2 separate regions of the Homo sapiens genome follow, and region 2 is linked to region 1. Evidence: chromatin contacts called from ENCODE Hi-C or POLR2A ChIA-PET data. All regions are on one chromosome and are shown on one strand. The core of a region is the stretch at or near the end of the contact, and the rest is flanking DNA. Distances in the headings are between cores, read along the strand shown.

Region 1 (4,007 bases), core at 880-3,379:
ACGATGCTACCTCCAAACCAGGATGGTCCTGCACTAAAGATAACCTAATACTCAAACCAGGCAGCACTTGTTTTCAAATTTTAACCACAAAAGTGACTGTTCTTACTCGAACAGCTAGTAAGATACTTTTTGAATGCCACTGTTGTATGAAGGCAACATACTGCATTTACTGTAACTTCTTTAGTAATCAGGAGCATCAGTCAAATAAATGGCATGGGTATTTTCAGTCTTTAAATAAAGACTCAGGTTGGGTGCAGTGGCTAATGCCTATAATCCCAACACTTTGGGAGGCCAAGGCGGGAGGACGGCTTGAGCCCAGGAATTCAAGGCAAGCCTGGGAAAGATGGTGAGACCCTGTCTCTACAAAAAATTTTAAAATTTGTCAGGTGTGATGGTGTATGCCTGTGGTACCAGCTACTTGAGAGGCTGAGGTGGGAGGATTGCTTGAGCCCAGGAAGTCAAGGCTGCAGTGAGCAAAGTCCAGATTGGAGCCACTGCACTGCAGCCTGGGCAACAGAGCAAGACCCTGTCTCAAAAAAAAAGGGCTCGATATGGAGGGTTTTTTTTTTTTTTTTTTTTTTTCAGAGTCTCACTCTGTCACCCAGGCTGGAATGCACACTGCACCCGGCACACTGCAACCTCTGCCTCCCAGGTTCAAGCAATTCTCTTGCGTCAGACTCCTGACTAGCTGGGATTACAGACATCTGCCACCACACCTGGCTGATTTTTATATTTTTGTAGAGACAGGGTTTCACCATGTTGGTCAAGCTGGTCTTGAACTCCTGACCTCAGAAGATCTGCCGGCCTCGGCCTCCCAAAGTGCTGGGATTACAGACGTGAGCTGCCATGCCTGGCCTAATATGGAGTTTTTAAAAATGATTTTTCCATGAGGTCATTAACGAAGACATATTCTCCCTCCTTTTTTTCAAAGCAGAAGATAGAAATCAGAATTTGATGTACATGAACATGTTCTCAAAAGAAGACATACCAGCGTTCATATCTACTGAAAAAAGATATGAAAAAATGCTCAGCATCACAAATCATCAGAGAAATACAAGTCAAAAACCACAATGAGATATCACCTCACACCAGTCAGAATCGCTATTATTAAAAAGTCAAAAAACAAAAGATGCTGGTGAGGCTGTGGGGAAAAGGAAATGCTTATACACTGCTGGTGGGAATGTAAATTAGTTCAGTCACTGTGGAAAGCAGTTTGGAGATTTCTCAAAGAACTTAAAATCAGAGCTACTGTTCCACCCAGTAATCCCATTACTGAGTATATACCCAAAGGAAAATAGATCATTCTACCAAAAAGACACATATGCTCATCTGTTCATTGCAGCAGTATTCACAATAGCAAAGACATGGAATCCACCTAGGTGCCCATCAATAGTGGACTGGATAAAGAAAATGTGGTACAGGTACACTATGGAATACTACACAGCCATAAAAAAGAACAAAATCATGTTCTTGCAACAACATGGATGGAGCTGGAGGACAAAATACTAAGCAAATTAATTCAGGAACAGAAAACCAAATACCACATGTTCTCACTTATAACTATGAGCTAAACATTGAGCGCACAAGGACATAAACACGGGAACAACAGACACTGTGGACCACTAGACGGGGAGGGAGTAGGTTGAAAAACTATTGTTTATTATGCTCACTACCTGGGTGCACTATACCTCTGGGACAAACCTGCGCATATATCCCCCATATCTAAAATGAAAGTTGATTTTTTTAAAAAAGAATTGGATGTCCATACCCTCTAAAAGTGAATAGGATTATTAACAACAGACTTGTTTACTTTGTGAAGGAGTGAATAGGATTATTAACAATAGACTAACTTACTTTGTCAAAGAAATTTACAGGACAACTTCATAATCTAATATGCAAGAGCAACATATTTACTTAAGTACCTGCCTTTGCAACTTAAAGCATTGTCTGAGAACTGGCTGTACCAGCCTCACCCAGGAGCTGCTTTAACATGTAGTCATCTCAGGATTCTCCTTAGACCTACTAAATTAGAATCTCTATTTTCACAAGATTGCCAGGTGATTCATGTGCACAGGGGAATTTAAGAAGCACCGCACTATATAGTCCTCTTGTACAAATCACTTTGTTGTGGGCTTTAATCACAAAACATATCTTACCAGGACTGTGTTGACCTTACCAGGGTTTTATTTAGCTCGTGATGGATGGCATTACCTTGCTTGGAACAAAACCCGCTATGAAGAACTATTTCAAAATAATTTTGGTTAGTCAGCTGGCCCACTATGAAGAACTATTTCAAAATAATTTTGATTAGTCAGCTGGATTGCTGTAGGAGTTCCCACATTCTTGTGCTTTCTTTCAACTCCTTGAGTTGCCGGTTAATTCCGTGCATAATTCCAGCAAACCCAGTAACCCCCTGAGAAGGTGTTGCATATGTGTTTGTGCTTCACTGCCACTTTGCTCTGGGCTAAAAACCAAGAACCACTCCCTGTGCACAGCAGGCCAAATCCACAGGCTATAAAGCCTCAGCGACAATTACTCTGAATTCCATAGCTGCAATTTCGAATCAGACTTTGAAACTTAACTTCTTTACCATCCACTTAACCACCAGGAACTACTCTCCTGGAAATCAGCTCACTCTTTTTATGTTTCTGCCTCCCTCCTGTGAACCTGTAAAAACCACAACTAACTGACCATTATCTGGGGAGTTGAAAAACTGGCAGGTATTACCGACTACTGGGAATTTCTCAGAAGCTGCTTGAAATATACTTCTCAGTCCTACTTCTTCCTCACTCACCAACATAAACAAAATATCACAGGCATAACTACTAATGCTAGTTCCCTCAAAAATACTTAAAATCCTCACATCCTAACAGAGAGGATAAGGGTAAAAAAATACTTAAAATCATCAGAAACAGGAAACCTTAGAATCATAAAAATAATGATTGGGTGACTCTCCTTCAGATAAAGTTAAATTTCTTTGAGGTTCATGAGTTCCTTTGTCTTCATTTATATTTCACCTTCTATGTTTGAAGAATGTTTTGTGGAATTAGGAAAATCATTCATTTTATTTAAAAATACTACGGCTGCATATTATGTCTCATTAATAATTTTCAAATAACAATGACTGTGATCACAGCTCTCTTTAAACAGGAGAAAATAGAGCTACATTTTTCAAGTTGCAGAGGAAAAGTATCACTCTCAGAAGGTTGTATCCTGTTTCTGGCATTGCCATTTGTGACAATGATGCTATGATGAGCCAAGCCTTGTATTAGGTCCCCATCCTTGAGTAGGGAAAATGGTGACACAATAAGAAGATTTCAGAGGATAATGTGAAAAGGCTTTGAAAAACAATCCACAGAATTCTATGAGTATGTGTACATATACAGAAAACTCTGGTTCAACCTGGATGGCCAGAGAACCTGGGGCTGGTTAAAGTGAAATAGGAGAGTTCCCTGACCCCCTTCACAGGACGTGCAACAGGGGTGTGGCTCGTCTGTTTGGCTGCAGCTGCTGCTCAAACCCCTTATAGGAGGGGAAGCACACAGACGGGCAGGGTGCAGGGAGCCTGGGCAAATGCTTTTGGGGCTCTGGCCCCACGTTAGGAGTCTAGGGATGTGTGTCTGCAACTCTCAAAGCCCCAGTGGGCATGCTACAGTGCTCTTTTAGCTCTGCCATCACAGACAGCTTAAGTGTTAACCAGCTCAGTGCCATCTTGGCACCTGGGTTCTTGTCCAGTGTCCAGGAAGGATCAGGTCACAGGGCCTTGAAGGATGGTGAATACAGGGGTTTTATTGAGTGGTGAAGGTGGCTCTCTGTGGAATGGATGGGGAGTTGGAAGGGGGATGTGGTGGGAAAATGATCTTCCCCTGGAGTTTGGTTATCCAGCAGCCGATCTCCTCTCCGACTGTCCCCAGCGGAACTCCTCTCGATGTTCAGATGTTCTTCCTCTCCTCCCCTTCTCTGCTGTGCCATTCTGCTGCTCTTCTGCTCTTCTGTTTTTCTGCCTG
Region 2 (4,007 bases), core at 827-3,326, 70 kb after region 1:
CTATATTATGAAGGAAATTCACAAAGAGGTTGTTGTTTATAAATCAATATGAAGTAAACATTAAATAGTTAAAAAAAAGATGCAGAAAATAAAAAGAAACCCATTACCCTATTCATCCAGAGAGCTCTTGGAACTAAAGAAATGCTTTCATCAGAGTTCGAGTTCTAGGATGCATGGGAAAGCCAGTGAGAAAAGTGAGGCTCTCTTCCTGTCTTTCTCTCAAACATGGCAAAGGTTTGGTACCAACCCCCTTTTCAAACCCCAGGATTTGGTCTGGGAGTGGGAGGGAAGATGTGGCATCCGAGGTAGAACCTCCCCTCCAGGTTCCCATTAGGTCGTCTGCCAGCTGTGTCTCTCTCAATGCACGTTTTTGTTTAACAGAATGCACCATCAGTAAGCAATTCGATTCACACCTGAATCACTGAAGTTGCGGATCCTGGATGAAACCCATCTTACTGCTTTTGGAGGTGGAGTCTGTCCACCTACCTGAGGGTAACAATTGTTTCATCCTCAGCTATGTCCAGTTGATTTCTGCAATGATATCCATAGAAACTAAAAATATCTGTAGAAAATGATAGCCTATAACTAATTGATGGAAGGAAAGATAAAAGAAGAGAAAGATGATTATTTGGAAAATTTCCACAAATGGCTATGCTGCTGCTAAAAGGAGCTTCAACAATGTTAATATTAAAGCCATTAGTCCCAGGAAGGGCAGACTCTTTAAGCTGCTTGGTGCAAATGAGAAGATGGATGTTACTCAGGCAATGGCTGATGTCACCTCCATCTGCCAGGCATGGTCTGCTAGTAAATAACGTGGGGTGCTGGAACAGTTAGTGAGTGCTTTCTTCGTCTCAGAGGAGGCAGAAATGTTTGATGCTGCAGGACAGAACACAGTCTATATTTCATATTCTAGTTTCTCTTAAGTGGATGATTCCTTTTAGATTGAAGCACATGAAATTGACAATATTTGATTATTGTTGATACACAAAAATGTCAATTTCTTATGGTTCAGCTCATAAATATAAATATAGAGGTTTTCCATTTTAAAAGACAAATTCTGCCACCTCAAACCCGTGTCTGAACTTGGAGAGATGCTCATTCCCATACTTGCTAGCAGGGCCAATGGACCAAGGTGACCTCACAGATCAGAAGTCACAAACAAGCACCCTGCACATGGAATTATGACCCACAGATCTACATTCCCCTTGGTACACACATAACTGGCTTTTAGAAAATTAGTTGCCAGAATTTTAAAACTCCCCAGATTTCATACTGCTCTTGAAAATCAGCTTGGCAGCAGTGTGCATTCCCACAGTCCTTGTGATAAGAATTGGCTAACATGGTGAAACCCCATCTCTACTAGAAATACAAAAAATTAGCAGGGCGTGGTGGCAGGTGCCTATAGTCCCAGCTACTTGGGAGGCTGAGGCAGGAGAATCACTTGAACTTGGGAGGCAGAGGTTGCAGTGAGTTGAGATCGCACCACTGCACTCCAGCCTGGGTGACAGAGCGAGACTCCGTCTCAAAAAAAAAAAAAAAAATTGGCTGACCTGAGTAAAGGCTGCATCCTTAGGATGGGGCACGTGTTCTCCAAGTTCTTCAAAGTTGTAAACCTGACCATTTTTGTTTTTCACCTGGCCCAGGTGGGCTTTTCAGTCCTAGGTTAACTAAATGAATTTGTGTTTGTGTGTCCTCACCCAAAATGCCAAAGCCTGCAATCAAAATGTCAAAAAGTGGATGATGTTCTGACCAGTTAACTGTGAGCTCTTTTCCCTTCTCCAAATAGCAGCCCCACCCTCAATGTCTTAGAGAAGGTTCATTTGGTTTCAACGACCAGATGGGTAGAAAGGGAGAGAGACAAGACAGAACGCACAGTGGGAAGGCAGCATCTGTAGTCATCTCGCAAACAAGAACATGTTTTCGGAATCTCCACAGACGGAAATTCTACACCCTCTCTCTGTAATCCAGTCCTAATGTTGAGCAACCTTCACGGTCAGGAAATTCCACCATAAATAACCCAAATCCTTCATGCAGCTTAAACCCATTTCCTCTTACTCGCTGCTCACTGGAGATGGGGAACAGCTGGTCACTGTTCTCTGTACCAAGTCCTTTGTCAACTGGATGACTGGATTCTGGCTCTGGACTGCTGTCATAATTAGGAGCCTGACTGGTTCCATATTGTGCTGTCTGCAAAAGCATGTAACACGGGAAGATAAAATTTTGAGCATGCTGTGCTTCAGAAATATGCCATCAGGGGAACACAGTGCCTTATCATGTCACCAGGCTGTTCACAATTTATAAACTTGTGAATTTGAGACTTCTGCATGGAAAAGCATGTCTTTCTGAGGCTAGCTCTGCAATGTGAGCATAACAAAAAATAATGCAGAGTTTCTAAATGCTACCAACAAAAACAACACAGCGCTTATTAAGCATTTCCTGTGCTCCCATTATCTGTCTTATCTCACATGTTCTCCACTACAACACAGTAGAAACTCTGCAGGTGGGTAAACTCAGTCCCATAGAGGCTAACTTGCCCATGTTTATGCACCAACAAGTGGGAGAGTAAGTGTGCAAACCCAATCAGTTGGACTCCAGAGCCTGTGCTCTTTTCAACCATCCCTCCAGCTTGCACACAAAGCAGGTGCTGGTATGTCCCACATGGCTCATGGCATGGTGGGGTACAGTCCTTTTGTTTGAACAACCACACTTGGCCAGCAGAGACCAAGAAGTCATGGTAAAAATCATGCATTGAGTGTTCCTGATGTAGAGCAAAGATAAAACTCCAAAGAGCTTTATGGTACAGAGCTTGAATTCTTCTCACCGAGTCCCATGAGAGACTCCAGCTCTCCACTTAGATGCAGACACTAAATGTTTCCCCAATTCCCAGCTGCATGACGTATTCCCAAGCATGTGCTTCGGAGTCCAACCTAGATCATAAGCAAGGTTCTGCCGAATACTACCTGGTCACTTGGGATTCTAGCTGGCCTGCCTCAGCATCCTTGGCAATAAAATGGTGACAAGAGAAATTGCTTCGTGGTGTTGGAGATACACCTCTCTTGCTCTCTCTATCCCCTTGTTTAGCTATGAGTTTTCTTGCTGTGCTTATTTCTACCTGACATTATTTGTTATGTGCCCCTCTGGTTATTTTTTTTTTACCTCCTTCACTAACCCGTGAGCTCAGCATTGAAGAGGCTTTGCCTGTTTTACTCACCACTGTATTCCCAGTGCCTAGCTCAGTGGCTGGCATATAGTAAACATTCAATAAATGTTTGTAGAATGACTAGGTTCTCAGGAGGAAAATTACATGAATTAAATGAAACCATCTATGTAAAATGCAGTAAAGCATAGTTCTTCTCACTTCTCATAGGGTTTTCTCCTTCAAATGGAACAATCTGTTATTTAACTTGTGTCTGATTAGTCAACCTCTGTTCCCTCTATGGTTCTGCAACAATCACTCTAATTTTCTCTTTTATTATGGATCCTCGGCCCAGATATCAGGGGTTCTTTACTGCCCCAACAAAACCTCGTGAATGCCCAGGAACTCAATTTCTCAAAGCATAACACACAGACACTGTTAATTGCTTACCGGACACTACCCACTTTCTTGTGGCTTGTTAGCAGAACTCAAACTCAGGCCAAACCTCAGGCAATAGTGCAAGTCAGTCTGGCAATTCAACTTCCTTCTTTCCCAACCTCATTTGCAATTAGGGGTGGCCATGACACTCAGTCCTGTCAGTGAGAAGTAGGGAGGTGGGTGGGTCAGAGGCAAGATCTTCTGGATATGCTTTTGTTTTCTTTATAAAAAGGATACAAGCAGCCATCACTACTCCACCTTGTTCCTAGCTGGAACATGGTTCTGATGTCAGAAGCAACAGCAGCTATCTTAGCATATGAGGCAACAAGCCAACAGGCAAAACATGGAGGAGCATAAAGAAAGAGGCAGCTTGAGTCTGATGATATTGTGGAGCAGCTGAACAAATGTCAGCATTCACCAGCCTCTAACCTCT

The links. Hi-C counts contacts between places; a loop is a spot of excess contacts on that map. ChIA-PET counts read pairs that join two places held with the same protein, here RNA polymerase II (POLR2A). Pooled maps may share reads with other maps.
Region 2: a loop to region 1 is called in a map of MCF 10A, with 5 times the contacts of the local background. The contact joins two enhancer-like sites. A Hi-C loop is called at or near these places in 1 of 168 maps with a recorded cell type or tissue (MCF 10A), 8 of 37 single-sample maps with no recorded cell type and 4 of 50 pooled maps. POLR2A ChIA-PET finds 5 or more read pairs at or near these places in 3 of 52 experiments (MCF 10A, activated CD4-positive, alpha-beta T cell and activated T-cell).

What each region holds. Positions count from the first base shown.
Region 1 is chr2:222,517,298-222,521,304 of GRCh38, reverse strand. All of the region lies in intron 2 of SGPP2 (sphingosine-1-phosphate phosphatase 2), which reads right to left. Among named protein-coding and RNA genes, the nearest start is that of SGPP2, 95 kb to the right of the region's middle. RefSeq lists an enhancer at 2,262-2,854. Within about 2 kb of position 2,129, at least 4 of the 41 ENCODE cell types and tissues checked have a DNase peak (open chromatin) inside an H3K27ac peak, as active enhancers do.
Region 2 is chr2:222,447,005-222,451,011 of GRCh38, reverse strand. The region is part of intron 1 of SGPP2 (sphingosine-1-phosphate phosphatase 2); the gene reads right to left. Among named protein-coding and RNA genes, the nearest start is that of SGPP2, 24 kb to the right of the region's middle. Within about 2 kb of position 2,076, at least 2 of the 41 ENCODE cell types and tissues checked have a DNase peak (open chromatin) inside an H3K27ac peak, as active enhancers do.